Linked DNA regions of Homo sapiens: region 2 is linked to region 1. Evidence: chromatin loops called from intact Hi-C (ENCODE). Cell type or tissue: mammary epithelial cell. All regions are shown on one strand. Links, peaks and the distances in the headings refer to the core of each region. The heading gives the core; the rest is flanking DNA.

Region 1 (15,464 bases), core at 3,328-11,327:
GACTGCCTGGCTAGGGTAATCACGGTCACGTCTTCTCACATCACAGATCAATTCTGCTTGTTGATATTTCTATGACTGGAACAATTTGTAAGAATATTCTCACAAGTATATTGAATAAGACACAAGAGTGTGTTCTTTTGGATCTTATTCAATACATTAGCAACATTTACCCATGTTGCTTGGTGTAGTTGGTTTTCTCTTTGCTGTATAAAAACCATTGTAAAGCTCAACCATAATTTATCATCAGTCCTATGGTCGATAAACATTTGGATTGTTTCCAGGGTTGGGCTTTTATAGCCTGCTATGAACATTATTGTACATGCCTTTTGGTGCCCATATGCATGCATTTTATTAGGAATATACCTAGAAGAAGAATGACTGGGTTATAGCGCATGAACTTTAGTAGACAATGCCAACCAGTTGTCTAAATTGGTTGTTCCAATTTATATTACCATCAACAGCAGATGAGAATTTCAGTTTGCTTCACATCCTCACCAACATATGGTATTGTTAATCTTTCTAATTATAGATATTTTCTGGTGGGTATATGTCATCGTACTTTTTAAAAGCAGCTTTATTAAGACACAGTTCAATTATAGATAATTGCACCATACAATTGATCCACTTACTGTGTACAATTCAGTGGCTTCCAGTATACTTGGAGTTGTCATCCATCACCATAATCAATTTTAGAACATTTTCATTACCCCCCAAATAAACTTTATAGCCTTTCATTATCACCCTCAACTCCACCATCCCCTCAGCTCTAGTCTACCACTGATCTATTAATACTTTCTCTGTAGAGTTGCCAATTCTTAACATTTCATATAAACAGAATCATACAGGCCAGGCACGGTGGCTCACGCCTGTAATCCCAGCACTTTGGGAGGCCGAGGCTAGCAGATCACAAGGTCAGGAGATCGAGACCATCCTGGCTAACACGGTGAAACCCTGTCTCTACTAAAAATACAAAAAATTAGCTGGGTGTGGTGGCGACGCCTGTAATCCCAGCTACTAGGGAGGCTGAGGCAGGAGAGTGGCGTGAACCCGGGAGGCGGAGCTTGCAGTGAGCAGAGATCGCGCCACTGCACTCCAGCCTGGGCGACAGAGCGAGACTCTGTCTCAAAAAATAATAAAATAAAAATAAACAGAATCATACAATAAGTGGCCTTTTGTGTCTGGCTGCTTTCACTTAGCATGTCTTCAAGGTTCACTAGATTTTGATTCTCCATGTGGGACACAGGTTGTAGGCTTCCTATTCCCTTTAAGCTCATCTATCTGATGATACATTTCATAGTGAATTTATCTTCATGGACCTACCAGGAAGCAGTGCTACTCTAAATCAATCTGTGAGAGCATGACTGAGGTTTATCTTTGACTGCAGGAATGAGTGAGCTTTGTTAACATTTTCTAGGCCAAATTATTTTGGCCATCCTTTATGATGAGACATTCTGAAGTCTCAAGTTCATTTGTTGGAACAGATCCAAATGATTTATTGAGTTGAAACAAATCTGGCTATTTTTTGAGAGGGGTTTTCGCTCTTGTTGCCCAGGCTGGAGTGCAATGGCACAATCTTGGTCATCACAACCTCCACCTCCCGGGCTCAAGTGATTCTCCTACCTCAGCCTCCCGAGTAGCTGGGATTACAGGCATGTGCCACGATGCCTGACTAATTTTGTATTTTTAGTAGAGATGGGATTTCTCCATGTTGGTCAGGCTGGTCTCAAACTCCCAACCTCAGGTGATCTGCTTGCCTCGGCCTCCCAAAATGCTGGGATTTCAGGGATGAGCCACCGTACCCGGCCTGAATTGGGCTTTTCTTTCAAGTATCCCTACAGCCGATCTTATTGCTGACATCTATGTAGAGGCATGGGAACTTCCACCCAGCTGAAGAAGATACACACGTGGGAGGTGGCCATGTGAAGACAGAAGCAGAGATTGGAGTTATGTCTACAAGCCAAGATAAGCCAAGGGTTGCTAGCAGCCATCAGAAACTAGGAAAGGCATGGAATGAATTCTCCCCCAGAGCCATCACAGAAAACCAACTCTGCCAACATCTTGACTTTTAACTTGTGGCCTCAACTATGAGAGAATAACTTTGCTTTAAGCCATCACATTTGTGGTAACTTGTTATGGCAGCACTAAGAAATGAATACACTAAAGACCTGATTTCAAAGCTGCCTGGCATAAGCTGGTGCTCAATAAAAGCTCGCGGAGCTGAGTTAGGTTGTGAATATTCCTTAGCAAGGACCTGGACCTCTCTTTGTGTGTGTTGAACAAGAATAACTGAACGTGAGCTCTTTTTCCTGATTTGTTTCCCTAACTAAAATTTAGTAGCTTGGATCAGAGAGATGGTCCCAGTTTCCTGTAGATCTTCTGGAATTAGAGTAAATGTGACCTATTTTCCTCTTTAATGGCATCAAGGCTGGGGCATTCTGAGTGTGAATCACCATGGATAGTGACACATTTTTTATTGGCAAGGGGACCGGCCTTATTTTGGTAGATGAGTTGTTATTTTCCTCTGATTCAGCTTAAGTTTAGTACTGATGTCCAAAAGCAGAAAAGGAGAAAAAGAGCCAATTAGGATGTCTGGATACCATACTGCTTACACTGACTACAGAAATGTCTATCATACTAGGGTTAAGTTTGAACTATCAGAAATCTGCCTCAGCACACATTTGGAGAATTTTTTTTTTTTTAAAGACAGGGCCTCACTCTGTCATCCAGGCTGGAGTGCAGTGGCATGATCAGAGCTCACTGCAGCCTCCACCTCCTGGGCTCAGGCAATTCTCCTGCCTCAGCCTCCCTAGTAGCCTGGACTACAGATGTGCACCATCACGTCCGGCTTTTTTTTTTTTTTTGGTATTTTTTGTAGAGATGAGGTTTCGCCATGTTGACCAGCCTGGTCTCAAACTCCTGAGCTCAAGCCATCAGCCAGACTCAGCCTCTCAAAGTGCTGAGATTACAGGTGTGAGCCACCACACCCAACTGGAGAACTCTTCACCAGAAGATATACAATAACCACCTTATTTAGCCAGACTAGTGGGTCCTGGCAGACTCCTAGGTGTGGACCATTGGTTATTAACCAGTCACCATGTATTGTTCCCATGTGTAGACCAAGAACTAGACATTTGAAGGGGATGTGGATTTCTTCTTCCTGAACAAGTCACTTCTTCTATATAGTGGGAAAACATCCAAACTAATTCTACCACATATTTTCAGATTATAAGGTGACATTCAATATTCCTGGCTGTCACTATGTTTTTCCCTTGTTCCTTTTCCTATATTTCCTGCCAAATTAGGAGACAGAGATACATGAAAAGGTCAAGAGTATGTGTGCTGTAGAGTATCTCAAGAGGAATCCACCCCATCTCAAAGTGGGGCTCAAGTTTCCTACCCCCAATTCTTTGGAATGCTGAATTTTATGAGGATCAAATTATTTTTTTTTTTGAGACGGAGTCTCACTCTGTTGCCCAGACTGGAGTGCAGTGACATGATCTTGGCTCACTGCAACCTCTGCCTCCTGGGTTCAAGTGATTCTCCTGCCTCAGCCTCCCGAGTAGCTGGGATTACAGTAGGCATCTGCTACCTCGCCCGGCTTTTTCTTTTTTTTGAGATGGAGTCTCGCTGGGTCACCAGGCTGGAGTGCAGTGGTGCGATCTCAGCTCACTGCAACCTCTACCTCCTGGGTTCAAATGATTCTCCTGCCTCAGCCTCCCAAGTAGCTGGGACTACAGACATGCGCCACCACACCCAGCAAATTTTTATATTTTTAGTAGAGACAGGGTTTCACCATGTTTGCCAGGATGGTCTCGATCTCTTGACCGCATGATCCGCCTGCCTTGGCCTCCCAAAGTGTTGGGATTACAGGCGTGAGCCACCATGCCCAGCCCTTTTTTTTTTTTTTTGTATGTTTAGTAGAGATGGGGTTTCACCATGTTGGCTAGGCTGGTCTTGAACTCCTGGCCTCAAGTGATCCACCCACCTTGGCCTCCAAAGTACTGGGATTACAGACGGGAGCCACTGTGCCTGGCCCAATTATTTTAAATAGCTGTGAATTCAAGCAAATATATCTGAAGATTTACTGACAAACAAGGAGCTTTGTTCTTGAATCTATGGCAGCTTCAGAGAAATTAAGACTGCTTTAAAAATGAGTATTTTCTAATGTATTGTAGCAACAAAAGTTACATTCAACTATATATAGAATAAAATGTTTTAAAATCATACTGTAGTTTGTTAAGGCATACAATAATAGAAAGTCATCTTGGGATCTCACGAGTAACGTTCAACTCTTTAGAAACCAGGTTAACTCTGCATAGTTCTGGTCTAGACCTGTGCCATCTAACTTGGCCACTATGCACGTGTGGCTACTGAGCATTTGAAATGTGGCTGGTCCAAACTGAGATGCATCATCAATGTAACATACACACTGGATTTCAAAGACTTGGTATGAGAAAATATAAAGTATCTTAATATTACAGTAGAAATATTTTGGCATATTGGACTGAATATTAAAAATAATTTCAACTGTTTTTAATGTGGCTCACAAAATTTAAAATCATGTGGCTAATTACACTTTATTGAACGGCCTTGTTCATCCAGTTCATTAAAGTGTACAAGAGAGCTGAAACATTGGCTGTGTGATGTGATCCCATTCATAAGAATCTCATCCTCCCGGCCAGGCGCAGTGGCTCATGCCTGTAACCCCAGCACTTTGGGAGGCTGAGGCGGGTGAATCACCTGAGGTCAGGAGTTTGAGACCAGCCTGGCCAACATGGCAAAACCCCGTCTTTACTAAAAATACAAAAATTAGATGGGTGTTGTGGCACATACTTTGAATCCCAGCTACTCGGGAGGCTGAAGCAGGAGAATCACTTGAACCCAGGAGACAGAGGTTGCCGTGAGCCGAGATCACGTCACTGCACTCCAGCCTGGGGGACAGAGCAGGGGAAAAAAACAAAACAAAACAAAAAACACAACTCTTTTCTAGGGAGTGACTCAGGCCGCCACTACCCAAGCAGACGAAGAGAGCTGGCTTTTATATATGCTTCTGCATGGAAAGGCCACATAGCCTATGCTTACAGGCCCTTGGCCAGAACCATGCCCCTCCATGACTTATGTAAGTAGGGTGACTTGGGATAGTGCATGGGTACTTAGCAGTAAATGCCTCTGTCATAAGACATGGTGTTAAGTTTTGGGTTTCTTGAAACATTCAAAGTTAAACACAAGTACTCTTCTACGTATGTTGGAAAAAGGAGGGAATAAAATCAGGATGTGGTCACTTCTGTCAGAGGAGTACTGGAGCCAGTCAAGAGGGTAAAATCTTAATTAACAAAGCCTATGTAGATTGTTTATATTTCCTTCCTTTTTTAGTCAAAGGAAAACTATTATACAAACATATATGGAAAATGACAAGCAGAGGCTCCTCCTTCCATATTATGTTGACAGTAAGTTGTATATAAACTGTAGCTAATGTGGACAAATCTAAATAGTTGTCTATTGCAGTCTTGTAGAAAGAACTCTAGTTGAATTCTAGTTACCTACGTTATCTTTTTTTTTTTTTTACCGCCTTCCCAAGATGGAGTCTTGCTGTCACCCAGGCTGGAGTGCAGTGGCACGATCTTGGCTCACCGCAACCTACGCCTCCCTGGTTCAAGTGATTCTCCCGCCTCAGCCTCCCAAGTAGCTGGGATTACAGACATGTGCCACCATGCCTGGCTAATTTTTGTATTTTTAGTGAGACAGGGTTTCACCAGGTTGGCCAGGCTGGTCTTGAACTCCTGACCTCATGATCCGCCCAACTCAGCCTCCCAAAGTGCCAGGACTACAGGTGTGAGCCACCACACCCAGCCTTTTATTTTTTATTTTTCCTGAAGAGACAGGGTCTTCTTGCTATTGCCCAGGCTGGAGTGCAGTGGCACAAATATAGCTCACTGTAACCTCAAATTCCTGGGCTCAAGTGATCCTCCAACCTCAGACTTCTAAGTAGCTAGGACTATAGGTGTGCGCCACCAGGCCCAGCTAATTTTTAAAACATTTTTGTAGAGATGGGGGTCTCACTATGTTGCCAGGCTCTACTTATGTATCTCTACTGTTCAATATGCATATACCATGTTTGGCTATACTCTTTCTGCTATGTTCTTGGCCTTTATAAAAATATAAATATGGCCGGGCGCGGTGGCTCACGCCTATAATCCCAGCACTTTGGGAGGCTGAGGTGGGTGGATCACGAGGTCAGGAGTTCAAGACCAGCCTGGCCAAAATGGTGAAACCCTGTCTCTACTAAAAATACAAAAATTAGCCAGGCACAGTGGCGGGATCCCAGCTACTTGGGAGACTGAGGCAGGAGAATCGCTTGAACCAGGGCTGCAGAGGTTACAGTGAGCTGAGATTGAGCACCCCAGCATGGGTGACAGAGTGAGATTCTGTCTCAAAAAAAAAAAAAAAAAAAAATATATATATATATATATATATAAAATATATAAATATGTACCATATGTTACAACGCTAGTTACTTTTGCATTTCTAAGTTGTTTACACAAATGCAGAAATACAGAATCTGGCAGCCAGTAATTCAACCCAGCTCTATCTTCCTGCTGCTATCTATCTCTCCATCCCCATGCATATACAACCCTTCCCCATCCCTAACACAGTGACATGAAACACAACAGATGTTTTAAGTGTACATCATACATTTATTACCAACAACCCTCTCAACTCCAAAATTGGGCACAGGGATTAAAAATAAAAATTCATTGCACTACTTAGTAAAGCATTACTAGTAACTTTCATAAAAAATGTACAAACTTTGTTAAAAATTTATCAAGCCTTCAAATGATTTGGTTACAGATATTTATAATACATACATTTAAAACTATATGTTAACTGATACAATGGAATATGATTTGAGAAAATGACTCAGCAAATGATTCCAAAAAACACCCCTGTGAGCTTTCACAATCTGAAACGGCAAAATGAGGTAACCAAATGTACCAACAGGGGGACAAACAAACAGCTTTCTAATGAAAAGGCCCAAAGATAATCTGTGAAAAATATTCTCACAAGTGAGTCGGTAGATCTCATTCAAAATTATTCTAAGAGGCCCAAATTTAAGAATCTTAACAAATCACATTTCAGATAGTATATAAAATCTAAATATGCTTTCACATTTTCCAGATTTTGCTCAAAAAATTAAGGACAGAAAATCCTAATATGAGATCTTGATACCTGGAGGCCTTATTTTTTTGAGGGGCTGGGGGTTAAAAAAACACCAAAGATGACAATTCATGCCAAAAAACAAACAAGAACCCACAAAAAACCCACAGCTGAGTTAAGATGGTAAAGCCAATATTATTTTAGGAGGAAAGAGGACGAAGGCCAATGAACCAACATCTGCCTGCTATCTGGTGCATCACCCAAGGTGACCAATGGCTGGGCACAAATAAACTTCTCTTTTGCTAGCCACAGAGTTGCTCACTGTGGCAAGCCTGAGCTGGTCAGAACACCTGTGTGTGTGTTCCTGATACACACTAACCACAATAAGCAAGTCTGCACACATCTCTATGAGCCCCATGCAAAGACAAGACATTCCCAAAGATCAGTCACTAGAGTGCAACAACGAAATTCAAGATTTGACCAAAACAGACCCTGCTGCCTCCTAAATTGCCAATTGCCTCTCAAAAACTTACAGAAAAAGGGACATTATAAGAATTCATAGAGGGAGAGAAGAAAAAGCTGCTACTCCTAGTCATTAGTACAATGTGCTGTGTTAATTAGATACCTCTATATAAATTAGAAAAAGTGCTTTACTTGCATGCTTCAATAAAATGAATACTGAGTGTCGTAGTGTTAGATCTGTACAGATATAAATTTTTTGCAGCTATATAAAAGTGTATAAGATGGGCTTTTGCCATTTTAAACATGATTTTTTTTCATTAAAAAAGATTAAACTATATGTGATTTGTATGTAGCTGATTATTATGCCAAGAATTTTGGTCTTTAACACACTTTTTATTCATCAGGAACAGGTGAGGGATATCCTAATGATTTAAAAGTAACATGTGCATTAACCATGTGCATTTTTACCACTATTTAGAAGTATTTCTGATGCACTGACAACCCTAGGGGCAAACACAGTATGCAAAACCCTACTTGTAGGACTAGATAGAGGCAACAATGTCTCGCAAAGGGCAAAATTGTGCTTCTGTGAATTGACTTTACTTAACTCTAGGCTGTGATGAGCTTATAGACACTTCAAGGGAGGGCAAGCAGCATGGCAGTAACAAGTAGTTAACACTGAATGGAAAACTGACACAGAGCCAACTGAAAGTTGAGTGGGGCTGGCAGCAAGTTATCACAGTCCTGACTGGAATAATGCAGCTTGTGCTATTGCAAACAAAGCAATTACATCAACTGCAGGAAGAGGCAGACAATGTTGAATACACTAAAAGAATGAGAAAGTAATTTAAACATTGCTGGAAAAATGACTTTAAAGTGAATTATGCTCAAAGAACTTACTAAAAAAAACCCCATACAGCTATGTATTACATCAACTAAATGAAGGTCAACTCCTGTTTAACAGCATTATTTTTTTATACAAAAACCAAATCTTCATTTATACTGCAAGTATTCTGGACACCTGTTGTATTAAACTTTTCTCATTCAAACAAAAATTAAAAGGAAAGGCAGTAAAATATCAAAACAAATCAGGTCTAAGGAACATGAGCTGTAACAGCACTTGATCCATCCTGAAACCAGGGTTTCGATGAGAAGCACGTGTGATGAAGGAAGAACTAGACAACTTTCAGAATTGGAGTCTGGCAAGTGAATTAATATGAACAGAAATAGAGTTTTCTTAAAACAATTGAGTTGCCCACAGGAGCTTGAACACAGAACACATATGAGAAGTCAAGCTGAATTAACAGGTTTTGTTCTGGTGGAAGTCAACAAGGTGAGACTTCATGGGACTAGTGGTCTTCTTAGAAATATATTAATCAAATATCTTCAGAATAGACTAGACTACAAATCTAAACATTAAAAAAAATCACAGGTACTTTCTGTAAGAAACTTACTGGAAATGTAAAGGAAAAAAAAGTATCAACATTCAAATCACTGATTGAAATGCTAATATTGCTAACTGATGATATATGATATTGCACCTTCTTTTTGGAAACAGCAAGTTGGAGATTTAAAAATTTCCACAACAGAATAAAAAAAAACCAGGTTCATGGAGCGAGAATTTGTTACACTTTTTTTTCTTAAGTGACCCACTTAGGACCACCAATAAAGAGAAGGTGACAGCTGCCTGAAGCAAAGGAAGAAGGCTTTTCTCATTCCATTCACTGGGAGGGAAGGGGATGGAGTATTCAATGCTTGTAATTGATGCACCCTCAGCAATCAGTGTGCAACAGCAAACACAAGGGAAAAAAACCAGTGTACAGTACTAGTGCTGTTTAAATAACACACCAGATTATACATTGCAGCATAATTAAAACTACACACACATTCTTGGTACATGCTGGTATATAGGATCTCATACACACGTTAGCTACCATGCCCTCACACAAGTAGTTGCACACACTCACACAGATACACTTATCACCAACAGTCATACGCTGCGCATTCATTTCCACTCACAGTTTCTGAAGGCTCTATATAAGGTAGATTGCTATATCATCTGTAGCTACCACTTTTTATAAAAGCACATGCTAAAAGATCACGTCCACTGTAATCTTGCAGCAACACTCGGAATGATCACACAAAAACCAGGGAATGTTAGTGCACACACAAAATTAAGCTAAAGAAAAAGTCTTTGGAGTTCCAATCACACGGTTAGTATAACAATCCCATAACTGTGAAGACTAATTGTAAGCTTTTATAGTTGATTAAGTCACACAGTGCAAAGAAAGGTCCATTGACCCTTTTGGTAAAGGGAGGGCTGGAAGCCACACAGATTAAGTTCAATGGATAGTCCGTATATACATGTGATGAGGAACACCCAAACTAAATTTGTGCTTCTTAGGTTGGTCATTCTGAATCCCGATGCACTTCTGAAGCATCAGCTCGGCAAATTGGGCAAGTACGATTTGCCTACAAAACAAAAAGGAAAACTTGTTTAAATTGTGACACATACAATGAAACACATTCAAAGCAATGGAACTACTTTTACTTCCCACAGTTTTTACATTCTTTCTTCCTCTGAAGAGGTACAAAGCAATTTTTGCCTTTTTTTAACCCATAAACCTCCGAATTAGCCCAGGAATTTTTTTTTTGAGATGGAGTTTCGCTCTTGTTGCCCAGGCTGGAGTGCAATGGCACGATCTCAACTCACTGCAACCACTGCCTCCTGGGTTCAAGCGATTCTCCCGTCTCAGCCTCCCGAGCAGCTGAGATTACAGGTGCCCACCACCATGCCTGGCTAATTTTTGTATTTTAGTAGAGACGGGGTTTCACCATGTTGGTCAGGCTGGTCTCAAACTCCTGACCTCGGGTGATCCACCCACCATGGCCTCCCAAGGTGCTGGGATTACAGGCGTGAGCCACTGCGCCTGGCCGCCATGAATGATTTTTAGTAGGTCTGTTAAAATATATAAACAAGATTACCATTGACCAGTTTGGACCAAGTTAACAACTGACATTAAAGTAAAAGCTTGGTTAGTCTTTTTTTCCCCCGTTTTTTGAGACAGGGTTAAACCCTGTTGCCCACAGGAGCACAGTGGCATGACTACAGCTCACTACAGACTTGAACTCCTGGGCCTAAGTGATCCTCCTGCTTCAGCTTCCTGAAAACCTAGGATTAACAGGTGTGTGCCACCACACCCAACCAATTTAAAAGACGGGTTTCACTAAGTTGCCCAGGCTGGTCTCAAACTCCAGGCCTCAAATGATCCTCCTGCCTTTGCCTCCCAAAATGTTGGGATTACATGCCTGAGTCACCATTCCTGGCCCCTTGGCTATTCTTAATGGAATGAAGTCACAGAAAACATTTAGTGGTACCGAGGAAAGCTTGATTGTAAAATAGGTGACTGACTCTATACTGATAGCTCTACTTACTCACCTGTTCCCTGGCTCCTAAATTTGCTTTCTCCATTTCAACAAATGGGACCATAATTTGTGGAGTTGCTAATGCCAGACACATAAGCATCACCTGCTCTCCTACTTCCTACAACCCCATTATTCAGCACATAATCTTATTTCTGCATTACAGTAATTCTCAAATCAGTCCCTCTTTTCATCTAGTTGCTACTATCCATTCTCTGGCCCACCATGTCTTTATTCTATCTCCCTGTCTCTCAGAAATTACCTCTTTTATTAGAACAGTGGCCAGAAATCCTTCTATAAAACAGTCTGTTATATACTTCCCAAATGCTTTCAGGATCACACTAAACTCCTTTACGCTTCAGAGTGGCTTCACAACAAGCCGCTCATTGATTTTATCTCTGAACACCTTTTCTTTTCCCACTCTTCCTCACATTCCAACTATCAGCCACACGGAACTTGTGGTTTTCTGATTCTCTGTCCGCACGTGTCAGGGATTTACACATATAATGCTTTCCTTTTAAAATAATTTAAGACTCTTTGTCTTCAGGATTGAGTTTGGGCTAAACTAGATCTCTGGAACTGTGCTCCCTCAGAACTGACTTTATCTTCCTCACCAAATAGTAAGGTTATCTAGTTTTATCCAAACCGGAACACTTAATTTAAAAAATAACATAAATTTGACTATATTTTTTTTATATAGTCATGGAGCCACTGCACCCAGCCTATTAAAATTCTTTTACTGTATCACATTTTACTGTATCACAATTTGAGACTATGAAACTATGAAGAGTAAAAAAGCAGCTTTTGTAAACTTTTTTTTTTAAACATTAAATAGCCAGGTGCAGTATATAATCCCAACACTTTGGGAGGCTGAGGTGGGAGGATTGCTTGGGCCCAAGAGTTCCAGACCAGTCTGGGCAACATAGTGACACCCAGTCTCGCTTGAGCCTGGGATGTCAAGGCTACATTGAGCCATGACTGTACCGCTGCACTCCAGACTGGGTGACACACTGAGACCCTGTTTCAAAATATATATATATATATATATATATATATATATATATATATATATATATATATATATATATATATATATATATAAAGAAGCCCCTGCAATAATTTCACTCTGGCATAGCCACTCTTAGGATTTGTGTCCTTTGTGCTTTTGTTCATATATACAAAGGAGAAAATGGTCAGAATTAAATAAAAACACTAGATGTATTTTTCTCCATGCTAACCTCTGAAAATAGAGCTATAATTAGGTAGCCTTCTAAACTCTCAAACTGTGGCCTAGCAAGTTCGGGCCTTGTCCCTATATACCATGAAAAAGGACATACTGATTGTCAAGAGGTCATCCATTTTGGATTTTGTATAGTCACTCCTATGTTGTTGACTGCAGTTAATTTTTACTGGCCTTTTCTCATTTGCAGAGATCATACTGAAAGCTGTGTTTCCATTTTGTCTTCCTTCCTGTCCACTGAGCTATGAACTTACTCTAATCCATGGTCAATAAAATAGAAAATTCAATGTCATTTCCTTTAAAGATGTCATCACTTTACCTTAAGCCATTTGTCAACACACTTGGCATGGAACTCGTGGTTACAGGGTAAGACTCTAAGTAGCTGCCTTGACTCAAAATCACACATGCATACTACACACCTAAAAAAAGCAAAAAGATCATTTAACCACAAAACCAGATGGTTTTCTATTGTTATGACTACTGAAACCTACAAGATAATTTATTCTGTTATCAAAACGTCACTTAAATTTTTAAACAAAATTATCAACCAATACCCTGAAAAAATTGTGATGTTAAGGCAGTAAGAGTTTTGCTTTGCTGACAGATTAGCAAGAAAATTTCTAGTTAACATCAAGTCAATCTTAATACCAAAGATTCTATACTATTTAAAAAAAAATGGTATTAGAACTGGATGTCCACATACAAAAGAATAAAGGTGGACCCCTACCTCATACCATATATAAAAACTGACTCAAATGGATCAAAAGCTTAAGTGTTAAGAGCTGATCTATTAACCTCTTAGAAGAAAACACAGTAAATTTTCATGACCTTGGATTAGACAATGGTTTCTTGGAGATGACATTAAAAGCACAAGAATTAACAAGAAAAAAAGAAATGCAGTTGTTCTTCAGTATTTGAGGGGGATTGATTTCTAGGACCTGCAATGGATACTAAAATCTGCAGATGTTCAAATCCTTTATATACAATGGTATAGTATTTGTGACCTATGCACACCCTCCCATATGCTTTAAAATCATCACTATAATACTTAATACAATGTAAGTGCTATGTAAATAGTTGTTATACTGTATTGTTCTTTATTTGTACTATGTATTGCTCTATTGTTATTTTCTATTTTTATTTTTTCCTGAATATTTTCAATCTTTGGTTGGTTGAATACAGAGGGCTTAGTGTAGGCTGAAATAAACCAAAATCAAAATTTAAACATTTTGTGCTTCAAAGGACATCACTGAAAAACTCAACAATCCACAGAATGGCAAAACATTTTTTTTACACTTTTTATTATTCTATTCCTCAGAGATCCCTGTTCTGAGAGAAGACATTTTTGAAGATAATTTATCTGGTGAGATCTATAATATGTATAAAACCTCTACAACTCAATAATACAAAGACAAACCAATTTATGGAAAATGAAGCAAGGATCAGAATAGACATTTCTGGAAAGAAGGTACACAAATGGCTAGTAGCACATGAAAACACACTCAAGATCATTAGCCATCAGGGAAATGCAAATCAAATCTGCAGGAAATACCACTTCACAATCACTAGACTGGCTATAATAAAAAAAAATAGACAATATAGAGTGATTCAAAGCCATTATTTAGCTTTGGCATTATTCAATCCCAAAGTGGAAACCCAAATGTCCATCCATCGACGAAAAAAAAATATGATCTATACAATGGAATATTATTTGGCCATAAAAAGAAATGACTTACCAGTAAAAGCTACAATATAGAAAAAGTTATGCTAAGTGAAAGATGCTAGACACAAAAAGACCCTATATTGTATGACCCCATTTATGTGTAATCTATATAGACACAGTGTAGACTGGGGATGGGGAGGAGGCACCAAGGTGAGGTAGAAATATGACGAGTGTTGCCAGTGGGTGAGGGGTTTTGTTTTAGGGTGATGCAATGGGTCTAAATTTGATTGTGGTGATAGTTACACAGCTCTATGAATATACAAAAAACCACTGAATTGTACTTTTTAAATTATTATTATTTTTGAGATGGAGTCTTGCTCTGTCACCCAGGCTGGAGTGCAGTGGTGTGATCTCGGCTCACTGCAACCTCCACCTCCTGGGCTCAAGCAATTCTCCCTGCCTCAGCCTTTCGAGTAGCTGGGATTACAGGTGCCTGCCACCATGTCCAGCTAATTTTTGTATTTTTAGTAGAGACAGGGTTTTGCCATGTTGGCCAGGCTGGTCTCAAGCTCCTGACCATAGGTGATCCACTCGCCTCAGCCTCCCAGAGTGCTGGGATTACATGTGTGAGCCACTGCGCCCGGCCTGAATTGTACATTTTAAATGAGTGGAATTTTATGGTATGTAAATTATATATCAATAAAGCTATTTTTAAAAGATCCCATATTAAGCAGAAATTTTAGGTAAGAACCTCAAAACTTTATGTGCATGAATTTTCAATCTTGTGTGAAAACAAACATTCTAGAATGTGAATTAGAAACAAAATTGCTAAGCAACATAAAAATCCAGAACAGCCCTAACAGAACTTTCTAAGATGACAGAAATGTTCTACATCCATACCACCCAACACAGCAGCTATTAGCTAGTACGACTAAGACATTTAATTTTTAATTTAATTAGCTCTACATTGACTTACTGGACAAGCACTGGTTTAGACTATGAAATAAAGATAACTTATCTTTATCAAAGTTATCTCTGACTCCTAAGCATTTTCTTTCAATTTTTTATTTCCTCTCCCAACTTTTACCTTAATGACTCTTAAGCTTTTATTTCATAAAGGTAGAAAAGGAAATTTAGCAGTGATGTCAGAAAAATTTACTTACAAAGTCTGTTCTGACTGGTGGTTGTTAGGATTGAACCGATAAGAAGGAAGTTGTTCAATATCTGCTTTAGTCAGTCCACGAGGCTTTGCCTCTCCCAGTCGCTCTGCCAGGTTTAACAGGGCCTGCAGCGGTAAAAGACGACATATTTTCATCTATCTTTACATTTTGCATTCCAATACTTTTTTTTTTTAAGAGATGGAGTCCTGCTATGTTGCCCAGGCTAGAGTATAGCGGCTGTTCACAGGCATGATCATTGTGCACTGTGGCCTCGAACTCCTGACCTCATGCAATACTCTTGCCTCAGCCTTCTGAGTATCTGGAGCTACAATTGCGTACCACTGCAGCCCTATTAAAATAA
Region 2 (15,464 bases), core at 4,029-12,028, 110 kb after region 1:
TTCTGCCATCCCTCAATATCCAACTCAAGCCTCAAAAAAGCTAGATGGTATCATCTCCCCTATGAACTTTTAGCAATGACTACTATTGGAGCTTGGGGGTTCATTAAATAAAATCCCTTCCCTCCATCCACCTACCCACTCATTTCTGGAAAAAGGGAGAAATATGACCAAAAAAGTCAGATAGTGACCAAACTGTCAGCTTAATTATAAAGCTCATATTTTAAAAATACATTAAAAATTAAAGACACCTGCCAGGCGCAGTGGCTCACGCCTGTAATCCCAGCACTTTGGGAGGCCGAGGCGGGCGGATCATGAGGTCAGGAGATCGAGACCATCCAGGTTAACATGGTGAAACCCCATCTCTATTAAAAATACAAAAATTAGCCGGGTGTGGTGGCACGCCCTATAGTCCCAGCTACTCGGGAGGCTGAGGAAGGAGAATCACTTGAACCTGGAAAGCAGAGGTTGCAGCGAGCCGAGATCGTGCTATTGCACTCTAGCCTGGCAACAGAGAGAGGCTCAGTCTCAAAAAAATAAGTGTCTGCTGGAATTGAGCAATTCGCTCACCCAATAACAGTAGCAGTTGGAAAACTATAGGCCTACCCACATAGAGATCTGTTTCTGGAAAATTTGCAGCTTCCAAGAATAGGCTACAAGTGGCTGGCTCCTAAGCCCTGCCTAGTTGCTCACCCAAATTCTTCAATGAGATTAGTAAGTCCTCCTCTGGGCGCAAAGAGAAGCCAAGGGAATTACACAGTGATGTCCCTCCACATGGAAATGTGAACCTAGAAGAAAAGAGGTGTCCATCCCCCAATTACGGCTTTGTTTCAAACACAGGCTTATGCCACTTCTATGGATGCCTTAAAACGTTATTTTTAAGTATCATACTGTTTTTAATATGTTTGTTATCTCCACATAGATTAAGCTCCTAGAGAGTGAAATATTAAATGGATTGTCCGCAGGCATAGTGATGGCAAGACCTGGAGTGGGGACAGCAACACTGTGAGCCAGATAATAAAATCTCTGATGAATTGAGGGGTGCAGGATGAGAGAAATGTCTGTGCCTAGAGCTTTAATAGAAGACAGCAAAAAGGGGTTATAGGGAAAAATAGCATAAACCTCAAAGACCGATTTTCACACGAAGATATTAAAGCAATGGCTGAAAGTTGCAAGAGTGAGAAAAATATCAATGCTATATATTTACATTAAAAAGGAAAAACAAAGCAATTCTATCTTTATATTATTTATATGCACAATACAACAACCACTCAGTTGTTGGGACACAGAAGACTCAAATGACAAAATGACAATTAGGAATCACTACAAATAGATAAAGACTTAACTAACATTCAATGCTGGAAAATTATTTCAAGCCATCAAACCATATAGACCAGAAAGCAACAAAAAGAATGTAATTAAAATGCAAAAAAGAAATGAACTTAAACGCTGAAAGGCAGGCATAACCACTGAACTGAAAAAAAATAGGATGGTAAACAGACTCATCCATCTGGTTTCCATGACTAATGGGAACAGAGGTGCTCAGGGAGAGCGAGTGGAGAGAAAACAGGAGGTTACGGATAAGAACATGGTGAATATACACAGAAGATAGGTGTTGCAAATTGAAATGTACAGAGACAAAATTAACTACAGTCAACTTTTGGCTAATGAATGAGTGAAGTCACTCGACAGAACCAAGCAGGCTGGAGCCAGCATGTTCCCCTCCCAGAAGAGCAGCTCTAATGATCACTGCCACAGGAAAATGGACACCGAAGTGAAGCCAGGTCATCTTTTCCCCAAAAAAGCCACACATTCAGATTTTAAATATTTTTATTGTTAGCAACTACAATAATGTTTTCAAAACACTCTGAGGGCCAATAAAACATCTGCAAACAAGATTTGACAGTCAGCTAGCCATTCTTGATTTAGGACATGGACAAAGAAAAAGCCACAAAAGCACCTGAAAAGAAGTAATTTTAAAAAAGGACGGTGAAAGATCAGGATAGAACAGTTCACTGAAACCAAAGGCAAAGGGTTTCAAGAAAAAAAAATGAGGGTTGCAGGTTGGGGGGAAGGGAGAGCATCAGGAAGAATAGCTAATGGATGCTGGGCTTAATACCAAGGTGATAGGTTAATCTGTGCTGCAAACCACCATGTCACACGTTTACCTATGTAACAAACCTGCATTTCCTGCACTTGTACCCTGGAACTTAAAAGCTGAAGAAAAATAAGAGTGATTAACAGGAAGTTCAATTAAAAATCAAGAAAAAGGCCAGGCATGATGGCACATGCCTGTAATCCCAGCACTTTGGGAGGTTGAAACAGGCAGATCATTTGAGGTCAGGAGTTTGAGACCAGCCTGACCAACATACTGAAATCCCATCTCTACCAAAAATACAAAAATTAGCCAGAAGTGGTGGTGCACACCTATAGTCCCAGCTACTTGGGAGGCTGAGGTGGGAAAATCACTTGAATCCAGCAGGCAGAGGTTGCAGTGAGCTGAGATCGCACCACTGCACTCCAACCTGGGAGATAGGAGTGAAAACCCTGTCTCAAAAAAAGATTTGAATAAATAAGGGAATACCACACCCCTCAAATAAAATGCCATTAGTGCTCTTTAGTAACCTGAAAATTTAAAATAGTTTCATACTGCAGCTTTAAGAGCCATTCTCTTTTTTTTTTTTTTTTTTGAGACCTATCAGTGATCGCCAGAGATTTCTGGTTAATCCACTATCCCTCAGACCCAAACAAATCCTGCATAAACTACAAAGGTTCAAATCTCCTGGACTATGCTAGGGGACCCAGAACACCTGGAGCCCCACTGGGGTTCAGCATCCACAAGGGTGACACTTCACCGTCTTTTGCGATGGGACAGTCTGTTGTGACATGATGCTTCCATTCTAGAATGACAGAGAAGGTACGCACTTACAGACAACCTATCAGCAATAAATAGCAAGTACTGGAACCAAAGAACAGAAAAAAATCCAGGTAGAATGAAGTTGATCATGAAATGCTTTCTGGGAAAATTTGAACGTAGCAGAGAAGTTGAACATGGTAAGGATAAAGACAAGAGTCATACAAAGTAGATTTTGTGGCCAGGTGCCCCCAATTTTGAGACATATGATTTCATGTTTTTCTTTTCAATAATGGTTATTTAACTGCATAATTACTTATTTGTTGCATTCTTTTTCATATTAATAATTTTACAACTAAATTCCTTCATCAGACCTTCTACACAATTTGAGTTTGGATAACTGGTCACCATATGTATGAAAGCAATGGAACCCATACGGGTATAGAGATGCTTATGAATAAATTGGAGTTGGGATGAGAGAGAGTGAAACAGTCCATGCTAAGACAGGGGAATCAAACCACAAGCCAGAACCACTGGAGGATGGTGAAGGGTAGAGAGAACTAGCTGGTAAAAGACTCCTCTAAAGTAAGGAGGCATGCAGCTCTCTGAAAAGCCAGCCGACAACTCCTTACTCCAGTTTTTCAATCTACTACTTCAGATTGCCAGCTGATATCAAGGAGTGTCACAAGACACCGTAAGGTGTCACAAAACACCACAGCTTTAACATGTCACCTGAAATGACAGCCTAGGGAAAAATGTATTCAGATTCTTCTCCCTTTCAACTATCAGGCTCAAACGATTCCCCCTGATGTGGAACTTCAGAGCCGTTGCCACACAGTGTAGCACTTAGTCCCTGAGTTGTTTTATTCTCCCACGTGCATTCTGCTTGAATCCAGTCCTTGTCTTCCATCTTTCCCGCCTCTTAAACAAAGTTTTGGCTCTTACACAGGGAAGTCCACCAAGCTTTGTGATGTGCTACAAACTCTCAGGCTGTTCTGTGTGGTCCATGAGCACACCTGAACCTCTGATCATGTCAGGCAGTTTCCCAGTGACTTAGCCCTGCCCAAGCGTTAACTATGCCAGCAGCCTCTGCTAAGAATTCTGGCCCCTCAAGTACAAACTCTGGGAATGTTACACTGATTTGTATCACAAAAAGGGTTAGTTTCTGTTCCTGGAGTTTGAAGGAAACCAGTTAATATGAAGCACTCATATAAACAGCAAGGCTTCTCCCAACAATCTGTAAGAGTTGAGGACAACAGAAATTCAGTACAACAGTTTACATGAAATGCTTTTTTCTCCCCTGTGTTTCCTGCACAAGAAAATTTGGGACAAGGGAATGGTTTGGAAACAACTGTTTCTTTCTTTCTTTTATTAAAGTACAAATTAAATCTGAAAACACTTTATTAAGTTGAAATACACATCGGCCCAGGCGCAGTGGCTCACGCCTGTAATCCCAACACTTTGGGAAGCTGAGGCAGAAGGATCACTTGAGGTCAGGAGTTTGAGACCAGCCTGGGCAACATGGTGAAACCCCGTCTCTACTAAAAACACAGAAAGTTAGCCAGGCATGATGGCCCCCGCCTGTAATCCCAGCTACACGGGACGCTGAGGCAGAAGAATCACTTGAACCCAGGAGGCAGAGGTTGCAGTGAGCCGAGATTGCACCACTGCACTTCAGCCTGGGCGACAGAGTGAGACTCCGCCTCAAGAAAAAAAAAAAAAAAAAAAAAAAAAAAAAGTCAGGCATGGTGGCTCATGCTTGTAATCCCAGCACTTTGGGAGGCTGAGGTGGGCGGATCACTTGAGGTCAGGAGTTCGAGACCAATCTGGCCAATGTGGTGAAACCGTCTCTACCAAAAATACAAAAAAAAAAAACATAGCTGGGTGTGGTGGCGGATGCCTGTATTCCTAGCTACTTGGGAGGCTGAGGCAGGAGAATTGCTTGAACACAGGAGATGGAGGTTGCAGTGAGTTGAGATCGTGTCACTGCACTCCAGCCTGGGCAACAGGGCAAGACTGTCTCCAAAAAAAAAAAAAAAAATTTAAATCTGATTAAGTGCTTGTGATTAAGTGTGGCCAAAAATTTTGAGTAAGGAGTCTCATCACTGTGACCTAATAGCCCAATTTTAGATGACTCCTCCTGTATTTACACAGACCTCTGCATACACCTATCACAATACATCACACTGTTTTGCTTCTCCTTCTAGACCAAAAGTTGCTTGAGAGCAGAAGCCATGACTTACATGAATTGATTAAAAGCCTAGGACAGTGCTGGGCACACAGTAGGTATTAAACAGTCCTGAATGGAAAGCCATGATACGAATTCATTTACCGTAAATTCAGGAGACGAATTTCTAACTAAAATTCTGCTATCTCTAAAGGATTCCAAATCAGCAGTAAATAGCTGCACACCTCAAGCCCTAAATGTGTAGGCATCTGATAATATATAATACTAGTAAGTGGTCAGTAACAACCAACCTGCTAAAACAGGTACTAAGGAAAGGAATAAGCCACCGAAGAAGCCTAATGAAAATATGCATTTTAATATAATCTGAACTCTTCAGCTGTCTTAGGATACTTGGTACAGTATTCAAAATAACAACTGAGTACCTACAGAAATGTAAACATAGGAAGAATGGCCAACTACCATTTGCTTTCTCTCAAACTCAATGACCTTAGGGTCCAGACCAAGAGGAAGCTTGAGATTTTAACACTGGGAAGAATTACTAACTGTATTAATAGGACTAAATGAAAATGCATTCAACTGAACTTCATAATTGGGTTTTGTTTTCACTGTGTGCATTAACTACTCTCATAGGCAACCAAGAGCAGCGGCTTCTACCCCCTAAGTTCTTCTGAACTAGAAGTATAACAGAGGGCAATTCATCACTGTAATATTGAAGCCTACATGCAGCTCTGCAGTGCTGAAAAGAGCCTTTAAAGCTCATCACATCTACAATTTTACACCAAGCACAAAAGGGGAGGTGACTTACCCAAAGGCACACAGAAACTTAATGACAGGGTGAGGGCAGAGTGAGGACAGAACTGGTCTTCTTAAGGCCTGGGCCAGCAATCTACCACCCCAAACCAACCATATCCCTGCAGCCACTATGTTTGTATTCATTGTGATAAACTATATCTAAGTATTAGGCAAGCACAAATGTAAACATAAATGATCAAATATAGCAGAATCTTCTTAACCAGACTTCTCAGAGCTGTATGTTCTAGCTGACTTAATCTTCTGGTTACCAGAGATTGATATTGAAAAACGAACCTCACAATTATCATCAGGAAAAAGAAAACAAGGGAAACAACAAACAACAAATACTAGTCCTGTCCTTAGACACATGCAGAGAGCTGTTTTCTTTTTGGTAAATCTGTGCTATAAAGTAGTGGTGGTATAGTACAAATAGTCCAGCCCTATCAATAACTGACTAGTTGTGTGATATTATTCAAGTCAATCTCTCCGCAACTCAGTATTTACACCTTTAAAATGAAGAGGCAGAACTAGATAATGTAAAGTGCCTTCCAGCTCTGAAATTCAAAGTTCTTCAGAAATTGCCTGCCCCACCCCCAGATAAGTTCTAAATATATTATCTCAGGTTGAAACAGACCCAAATGGGCCGGGCGCGGTGGCTCAGCCTGTAATCTCAGCACTTTGGGAGACAGAGGCGGGCGGACTGCCTGAGGTCAGGAGTTTGAGACCAGTCTGGCCAACATGGTGAAACCCTGTCTCTATTAAAAATACAAAAAAATTAGCTGGGCGCCTGCAATCCCAGCTACTCGGGAGGCTGAGGCAAGGGAATTGCTTGAACCAGCGAGGTGGAGGTTGCAGTGAGCCAAGATTGTGCCACTGCACTCCAGCCTGGGCGACAAAGCGAGACTCCGTCTCAAAAAAATTAAAAAAGAAAGAAAGAAAGAAAGAAATAGACCCAAACTATAAACCAGTTAAAACATACAACTGATACCTAGATCTCCTCTACAAATACTTGTAACTCTTATTAATAATGGCTTTTTGGTAGAATTATTTTTTCTGTATCACCATTTACACAAGAACTACTCAGAGACTTGCCATGGTTTAAAACATTTGGGAGGCTTAGGCAGGAGGATATCAAGGCAAAGTGTTTGAGACCAGCCTGAGTAACACAGCAGGACCTCATTTCTACAAAAAATAAAATAAACAGCCAGGTATGGTAGCACACACCTATAATCCTAGATATTTGGGAGGCTGAGGCAGGAGGATCACTTGAGCCCAGGAGTCTGAGGTTGAAATGAGCAGTGATTGTGCCAGTGCACTCCAGCCTGGGTGACAGAGTGAGACCCTATCTCTCTCTTTTTTTTCCTTTTTTTTTGAGATGGAGCATCACTCTGTCGCCCAGGCTGGAGTGCAGTGGCGCGATCTCGGTTCACTGCAACCTCCGACTCCTGGGTTCAGGCAATTCTCCTGCCTCAGCCTCCCAAGTAGATAGGACTACAGGCGCGTGCCAACACGCCCGGCTAATTTTTTGTATTTTTAATAGAGACGGGGTTTCACCGTGTTAGCCAGGATGGTCTCGATCTCCGAATCTTGTGATCCGCCCACCTCGGCCTCCCAAAGTGCTGGGATTACAGGCATGAGCCACCGCTCCCAGCCTAGACCTTATCTCGTAAACAACAAACACAAAAACATTTGCAGGTCCTACAATTAAGCAGAAGCAGGGGAAGTTGCTCAACTGGATGGAAGAAGCTTTGTGGACTTCTCACTCAGGAGTTCCAATATCATGTTTTATTTTTCATAGTTCTGCTATTTGATATAATTTTGGAAGCTCACTGATTTAAAGGCTGGTCTAGGTCTTTCTCCCCATAAAATACATAGTATTGACAAACATATTCGCTCTGTTCACAGGAACTGCACTATTGAATTCCCTCATGTATTTATATGCGATCATATACTATCATAAGGCTATCCCTTTCTTTTGTATTTTTTATTGTGGTAGAATATACATAAACTTCACCATTTTAACCATTTTTAAGCATAAATTCAGTGGCATGAACCTAACTCTTCGAAACCCAATTATAAAGCTTAGTTGTGCAACCATCATCACTCTATTTCCAAAACTTTTTTGTTGCCCCCAACAAAAACCCTGTACCCAGTAAGCAGTAACTTCCCACTCCCACTTGACTTTTTTTTTATATAATTATATTCTCAAAAGGCTTAATAACTTTTAAACTGTAATATGCTGCCACCAGGTGGCAAGAGAGCAACATGGCTGCCCTAAATTGGGAGGAAAGGCAGGGAACCACTAGTACTTTCTCCCAAGAATTAGAAAAGTTAAAATTTCACTCACCAAAACCACCTAGGTACATAACTATAAATTTCTACATGTTTTAATTTCCCTCTAAAATCTATAATAACTAAACTCATGCAAACTGCAAACAAAGAATTTCAGGGAACAATTTTAAAACCAAATAAAAGCTCAAAATATAGAACTTGGTGAGTATTTCCTAACTTAATCATCACTATACCTATTCAATTCTCAAAATTAACCTAGAGCCAGGCGCAGTGGCTCATGCCTGTAATCCTAGCACTTTGGGAGGCTGAGGTGGGCGAATCACCTGAGGTCAGGAGTTTGAGAACAGCCTGGCCAACATGTTAAAACCCCGTCTCTACTAAAAATACAAAAATGGCCTGGCGTGGTGGTTCATGCCTGTAATCCCAGCTACTTGGGAGGCTGAGGCAGGAGAATCACTTGAACCCAGGAGGTGGAGGTTGCGGTAAGCCGAGATCGTGCCATTGCACTCCAGCCAAGCCCCACAGGTTGAGGCAAAAATCAATCATCACAAAAGTGAGATAACCAGACAATATGAGTCTCCTAATGACAGAACAGAACTCCCTTATGATGTAGTCTTGCATTCCCCAATTCCAAATAAAGTATACTTAAATACGACTGAACCTCTAATTCTAGCAACCAATGCAGTGCAAAGAGAAAACACAGAGGACTGTGTTAATACGCACCTTGGGAATGCAATCAGCAAAGTTCAAACTAAAAAGTTATGGAACAAACAAGCGGCTTTCTTCAACAAATAAACTGCAGTATTTTGGCCGGGCGCAGTGGCTCATGTCTGTAATCCCAGCACTTTGGGAGGCCGAGGCAGGAGGATCACTTGAGGTCAGGAGTTTGAGACCAGCCTGGCCAACATGGTGAAATCCCATCTCTACTAAAAATAGAAAAGATTAGCCAGGTGTGGTGGCACGCATCTATAATCCCAGCTACTCAGGAGGCTGAGACAGGAGAATCGCTTGAAGCCGGGAGGCTGGAGGTCGCAGTGAGCCGAGATGGCACCACTGCACTCCTGCCTGTGCAACAAGAGTGAAACTCCATCTTAAAGAAGAAAAAAAAATTGTAGTAGTTTTTTTTTTTTTTTTTTTTTTTTTTGAGACGGAGTTTCGCTTTTGTTGCTCAGGCTGGAGTGCAATGGTGCAATCTCGGTTCACAGCAACCTCCGCCTCCCAGGTTCAAGCGATTCTCCTGCCTCAGCCTCCCTAATAGCTGGGATTACAGGCATGTGCCACCATGCCCAGCTAATTTTGTATTTTTAGTAGAGACTGGGTTTCTCCATGTTAGTCAGGCTGGTCTTCAACTCCTGACCTCAGGTGATCCGCCCACCTCGGCCTCCCAAAGTGCTGGGATTACAGGCATTAGCCACTGCACCCGGCTTGCAGTATTTTTTTAATGATAAAAGGGAAAGGCAATATATAGTAAAGATTTGAGAAGCACTGTGAATCACTTACAAAGTATTAGTTGATGTGGATCCTAATTCGAGCAAACTTTTTTAAAAAAAAAACTTTTTAAGGCCAGGCGCGGTGGCTCACCCCTGTAATCCCAATACTTTGGGAGGCCAGGGAGGATGGATCACTTGAGCTCAGGAGTTCAAGAATAGCCTGGGCCACATAGTGAGATCCCATCTCTACTAAAAATTTTTTTAAAAAAAATAGACACACACGATGCCGTGTGCCTACAGTTCTAGCTACTCAGGAGGCTGAAGTGGGAGAACCACTTGAGCACCCAAGGAGTTGAAGAGTGCATTGAGCCGTGATCACACCACTGCACTCCAGCCTAGGTAACAGACTGAGCTGATGTCTTTAAAAAAACTTTAAAATGTTCTTAAAGTGGTTTTAGTATATTCACTGGGTTGTTCATCAGTCACCACTAATTCTAGAACATTTTCATCATCCCAAAAAGAAACCCTGTATCCATTAGCAGTCAGCTCTCCCCCATTCTCCCCTCCTCCAGCCCTAGATAATCATTAATTTACTTTCCCAATGAATTTGCCTATTCTAGACATTTTTACATAAATAGACGCATACTACATGTGCTCTTTTGTGTCTGGTTTCTTTCACTTAGCATGTTTTGAATGTTCATCCATGTTGTGGCATGTTAGCAAAATCTTGCTTTTTTTTTTTTTTCTTGAGATGGAGTCTCACTCTGTTGCCCAGGCTGCAGTGCAGTGGCACAATCTCAGCTCGCTGCAACCTCCACCTCCTGGTTCAAGCGACTCTCCTGCCTCAGCCTCCCAAGTAGCTGGGACTATAGGTGTGCGCCACCATGCCCAGCTAATTTTTGTATTTTTGGTAGAGATGGGGTTTTGCCATGTTGGCCAGGCTGGTCTCAAAGTCCTGGCCTCAAGTGATCCGCCTGCCCTGGCCTTCTGAAGTGATGAGATTACAGGCATGAGCCACTGCACCCGGCCAAAACCTTGTTTATTTTTATGAATAATATGCCATTGTATGGGCATACTAATTTTTGTTTATTCATCAGCGGAAGGGCATTTGAATTGTTTCTGTTTTTCAGCTATAATGAATAATGATCAATCCTGTGAACATTTGTATACAGCTTCTGTGTAGACTTACGTTTTCAATTACGTTGGGTATCTAGGAGTGGAACTGCTGGGTCACACAGTAATTCTATATTAAACTTTTTGAGGAACGGCCAAACTGTTTTCTAAAGTGGCTGCACCATTTTACATTCCCACCACCAGTCTGAATGTTCCAATTTCTCCACATCCTTGACAACGTGTTGTTGTCTGTCTTCTATTATTATAGCCATCTTAACAAGTGTGAAGTGGAAATATTATTATTATTATTATTTTGAGACAGAGTCTTGCTCTGTTGCCCTGGCTGGAGTGCACTGGCACAAACACAGCTCACTGCAGCCTCAAAGTCCCAGAACTCAAGCAATCTTGCTGCCTCAGCTTCTCCAGTAGCTGGGACCACAGGTGCATGCCACCATGTTCAGGTAATTTTTTTTTTTTTTTTTTTGAGACGGAGTCTCACTCTGTTACCCAGGCTGGAGTGCAATGGTGCGATCTCAGATCAATGCAACCTCCACCTCCTGGGTTCAAGCAATTCTCCTGCCTCAGCCTCCCAAGTAGCTGGGATTACAGGCGCACGCTGCCACGACTGGCTAATTTTCTATATTTTTAGTAGAGACGGGGTTTCACCATGTTGGCCAAGCTGGTCTTGAACTCTTGACCCCAAGTGATCCACTGCCTTGGCCTCCCAAAGTGCTGGGATTATAGGCATGAGCCACTGCGCCCGCCACTGAGCTAAGTTTTAAAAAATTTTTTGTAAAGATGAGGTCTTGCCATGTTGCACAGGCTGGTCTCGAACTCCTACTTTCAAGCAATCCTCCCGCCTCAGTTATACACAAAATAACTGATGTGAGTCATTGCACACAGCCAGAGAATAATTAGTTTTTAAGTGTGATAATGACATAGTAGTCATGTACACGATTAGAGATTCATACTGAAATATTTATAGATAAATGATATGTTGTTTAGAATCATTCAAAATAACACAAAGTAGGGATGAGGGGAGAAGGTAGAAGTGGAGATGCATAAAATTGCCACTCTAATAATTATTGAACCTTAGTAATGGGTACGCATGGGTTTGTTATACTAGTCTCTCTAAAGCTATGTTTAAGATTTTTCCATAACAAATATTAAAATGTACCTACAATACCACAAATACATAAAATTCTTTCATACTTTTTTTTTTTTTGAGACAGAGTCTCACTCTGTCACCCAGGCTGAAGTGCAGTGGCGCAATCTCGGCTCACTGCAACCTCCACCTGCCAGGTTCAAATGATTCTCCTGCCTCAGCCTCTGTTGTAACTGGGATTACAGGCATCCGCCACCATGCCTGGCTAATTTTGTTTTGTATTTTTAGTAGAGACGTGGTTTTGCCAATGTTGGCCAGGCTGGTCTAGAACTACTGACCTCAAGTAATCCGCCCACCTCGGCCTCCCAAAGTGCTGGGGTTACAGGCATGAACCACCACGCCCAGCCTCTATCATACATTTTTATACCCTAGAAAACAAAATATCATACCTATTACATTATTTCACATCTCAACATTGCACAAATATTATGTTAGGTGTTTCTGAAAACCTGAGAAAAAAATTATGCCTAATAAAAATATCAATTATACATTAATTTACTTTTTTTTTTTTTTTTTTTTGAGACGGAGTCTTACTCTGTCGCCCCGGCTGCAGTGCAGTGGCACAATCTCGGCTCACTGCAACCTCCGCCTCCCAGGTTCAAGTGATTCTCCTGCTTCAGCCTGCTTAGTAGCTGGGATTACAGGTGTTCACTACCAGGACTGGCTAATTTTCTATATTTTTAGTACAGACAGGGTTTCACCATGTTGGCCAGGCTGGTCTTGAACTCCTGACCTTAAATGATCCACCCGCCTCGGTCTCTCAAAGTGCTGGGGTTAAAGGCGTGAGCCACTGCACCCGACCTAATTTTAAATCCTGTAAACAGATTTTCAAGGTTATATATTTATGCTAGTTAACAAAAACTGTGTTGTATCCAACTAAACTTCATTTGCTACAAATGTGAAAAATCAAACTCATCAGTATTCAACTCCCATGCGTATAAAGAAACAAATTCTTAAGAACATAAACTGCAAATGCAATCTCTTTTTTTTTTTTCTGAGACACAGTCTCATTCTGTCGCCATGTGCAGAGTGCGGTGGTGCGATCTTGGCTCACTGCAACCCCCGCCTCCCAGGCTCAAGTGATTCTCATGCCTCAGCCTCCTGAGTAGCTGGGATCACAGGCACGGACCACCATGTCCAGCTAATTTTTCCTGTTTTTAGTAGAGACGGGCATTTCACTGTGTTGGCTAGGCTGGTCTCAAACTCCAGGCCTCCAGTGATCCACCTGCCTCGGCCTCCCAAAGTGCTGGGATTACAGGCATTAGCCACTGTGTCCAGCCTTGTAAATGAAATATTGTACTTTATCTCAGTTGAGAAAGTTTTGTTTCTTTAATAGTAAGCACAACACTAAAAGGAGTCAACTCTCAATTATCTCCAGAAGGAAGCTAAGGAGCAAATAGTTTAAAAGTGCACTCATTTAGCTGGACGCGGTGGCTCACGCCTATAATCCCAGCACTTTGGGAGGCCGAGGCGGGTGGATCATGAGGTCAGGAGTTCAAGACCAGCCTGGCCAAGATGGTGAAACCCCGTCTCTACTAAAAGTACAAAAATTACAGCACATCTATAATCTCAGCTAGTTGGGAGGCTGAGGCAGGAGAATCGCTTGAATCTGGGGGGCAGAGGTTGCAGTGAGCCGAGACAAGACCAGCCTGGCCAAGATGGTGAAACCCCGTCTCTACTAAAAGTACAAAAATTACAGCACGTCTATAATCCCAGCTACTCAGGAGGCTGAAGCAGGAGAATCGCTTGAATCTGGGGGGCGGAGGTTGCAGTGAGCCGAGACCACACCACTGCACTTCACCCTGGGTGACAGAGCAAGACTCCACCTCAAAAAAAAAAAAAAAAAGTGCACTAATTTAACTTAATTCATTTTTTCTTTCACAAACTGCCATTTAACCAAATCACAGAAAAGGTAGCCTTCCCATTTCTTTCTAGCATCAGAGGGAGTAAGAAGTTCCACCTGGATGAATTTTCTTGATAACAATCCAATAAATAATTTTTTTTTTGAGACAGAGTCTCGTCTGCCATCCAGGCAGTGGCGTGATCTCAGCTCACTGCAACCTCCACCTCCTGCCTCAGCAATTCTCCTTCCTCAGCCTTCCTAGTAGCTGAGATTACAGGTGTACACCACCACATCTGGCTAATTTTGTATTTTTAGTAGAAACGGGTTTCACCATGTTGGCCAGGCTGGTCTCGAACTTCTGGCCTCAGGTGATCTGCCCACCTCGGCCTCCCAAAATGCTGGGATTACAGGCGTGAGCCACAGTAGCTGGTCTCAAACAATTTTTATTTCAACCATATTTAACAGAAATTATTCCAAAATATAATATGCATTTCTGTGTGTTATAAGTCACTAAAATGCAAAGTAATTTTAAACTTTTCATGACACATAAACATCGCTAACATCAATTATCAAACTTTTTGATGCTATAGAATCTGGAAAACTAGACATCTGCTTTCATGTATCTCAGGGTCTTGGTTTTTCTCTTCAAGGATCTATCCTAGACTCTGCCTTGCCAGTGAAGGCTGTCTCTCCTGCTGGGCTGAGGGTTTCTCTGGGCCTCTTCCTGCAATTCACCTCTCAACCTACTGGACACTAAATCTAATGAATACTCATTGTTTTTCCATTCCAGGCTAGCTAGCACAAATACCCGTTATCTCCCTGAATCCAGAACTGTTATATTCTGCATTGTGCCAAGCATGAAGACCAACAGATTGGGCCATGTTGATCACTGTGCTAACTTACTTAATGGTAGATATGTTTTAGAATTATAAGATATGAGAACTTTAATAATACAAGTGTAGGAGTTCAACCTCCCTGCTTTATAGATAAGCAAAAAGCCCAGAAGATTAAGTGACTCATCCAAGGTCACTGGGTTTTTTTGTAGCAGAAAAGAACTGCTGGTTTCTAGTCCAGCTGCTTTTTGCACTACTTCATCAACACCCACATCCTACAAGATTATCATGCAATAAAGTATAAACTAATTAAGGAGCTAAATTTTGCCCTAATTCTTTAAATTCATGGATGCTGGTCCTTCCAGAAATAAAACAAAACCTTAAAATCTGATTTCTGCTAGATGAATTTATATTAAAGTAGAACTAGCTTTATCACAGGTACCTGCTTTCTTACCAAACACGAAGGCACTGAATTAATAGGAATCAATCACATTTAAACCAAACATAAGAAACAACTATCTTCAGAAACCCATACTGCATACAGGTAACACTTTGGAGTAAGGCATGCTTTAAACAGACTTCCTCTAACTGAATTTAAACCATTTAATTGGCAATTAATCTATTAATTGTAACTCTTTTCCACTGAGCTATAACAGAAAAACATGCATCTATCCCTCCAACTGAGTTCTGCTTACACCATTAGATTCTGAAAGTCTGCGATGGGCACAGACATTAATATTTACTTAAATAGTTAAAAAGCCTTTGTTGGAAATAACTTTAAAGCCCTTATGTACAAACTTTACGGTTGAAGATAATCTTTAAGGCATAGGTTCTCAAACTGAGATCCACAGGCTTAAGTTTATCAGGGGACTGGGCATGGTGGCTCACGTCTGTAATCCCAGCACTTTTGGAGACTGAGGCAGGTGGATCACTTGAGGTCGGGAGCTCAAGACCAGC

Evidence for each region. Peaks named below come from ENCODE experiments on the same cell type or tissue, not always from the same donor. Only the 100,000 strongest peaks of a DNase experiment are listed, where the experiment ranks them.
Region 2: it touches region 1 in a loop (6-fold over the local background); 2 of 110 quality-filtered maps call a loop at or near these places.

The regions. Positions count from the first base shown.
Region 1 is chr9:36,329,726-36,345,189 of GRCh38, forward strand. RNF38 (ring finger protein 38) reads right to left here. Exons shown (of 12, transcript NM_022781.5): 10 at 15,107-15,228; 11 at 12,600-12,699; 12 at 6,675-10,089. The coding sequence ends at 10,027. Among named protein-coding and RNA genes, the nearest start is that of RNF38, 63 kb to the right of the region's middle. In mammary epithelial cell, for the core only: no CTCF peak of the experiment used is centred there; a DNase peak (open chromatin) is centred at 7,486; H3K27ac peaks cover 1,521 bases.
Region 2 is chr9:36,442,251-36,457,714 of GRCh38, forward strand. It overlaps a transcript of RNF38 not described here. Among named protein-coding and RNA genes, the nearest start is that of RNF38, 50 kb to the left of the region's middle. In mammary epithelial cell, for the core only: a CTCF peak has its summit at 8,087; no DNase peak of the experiment used is centred there.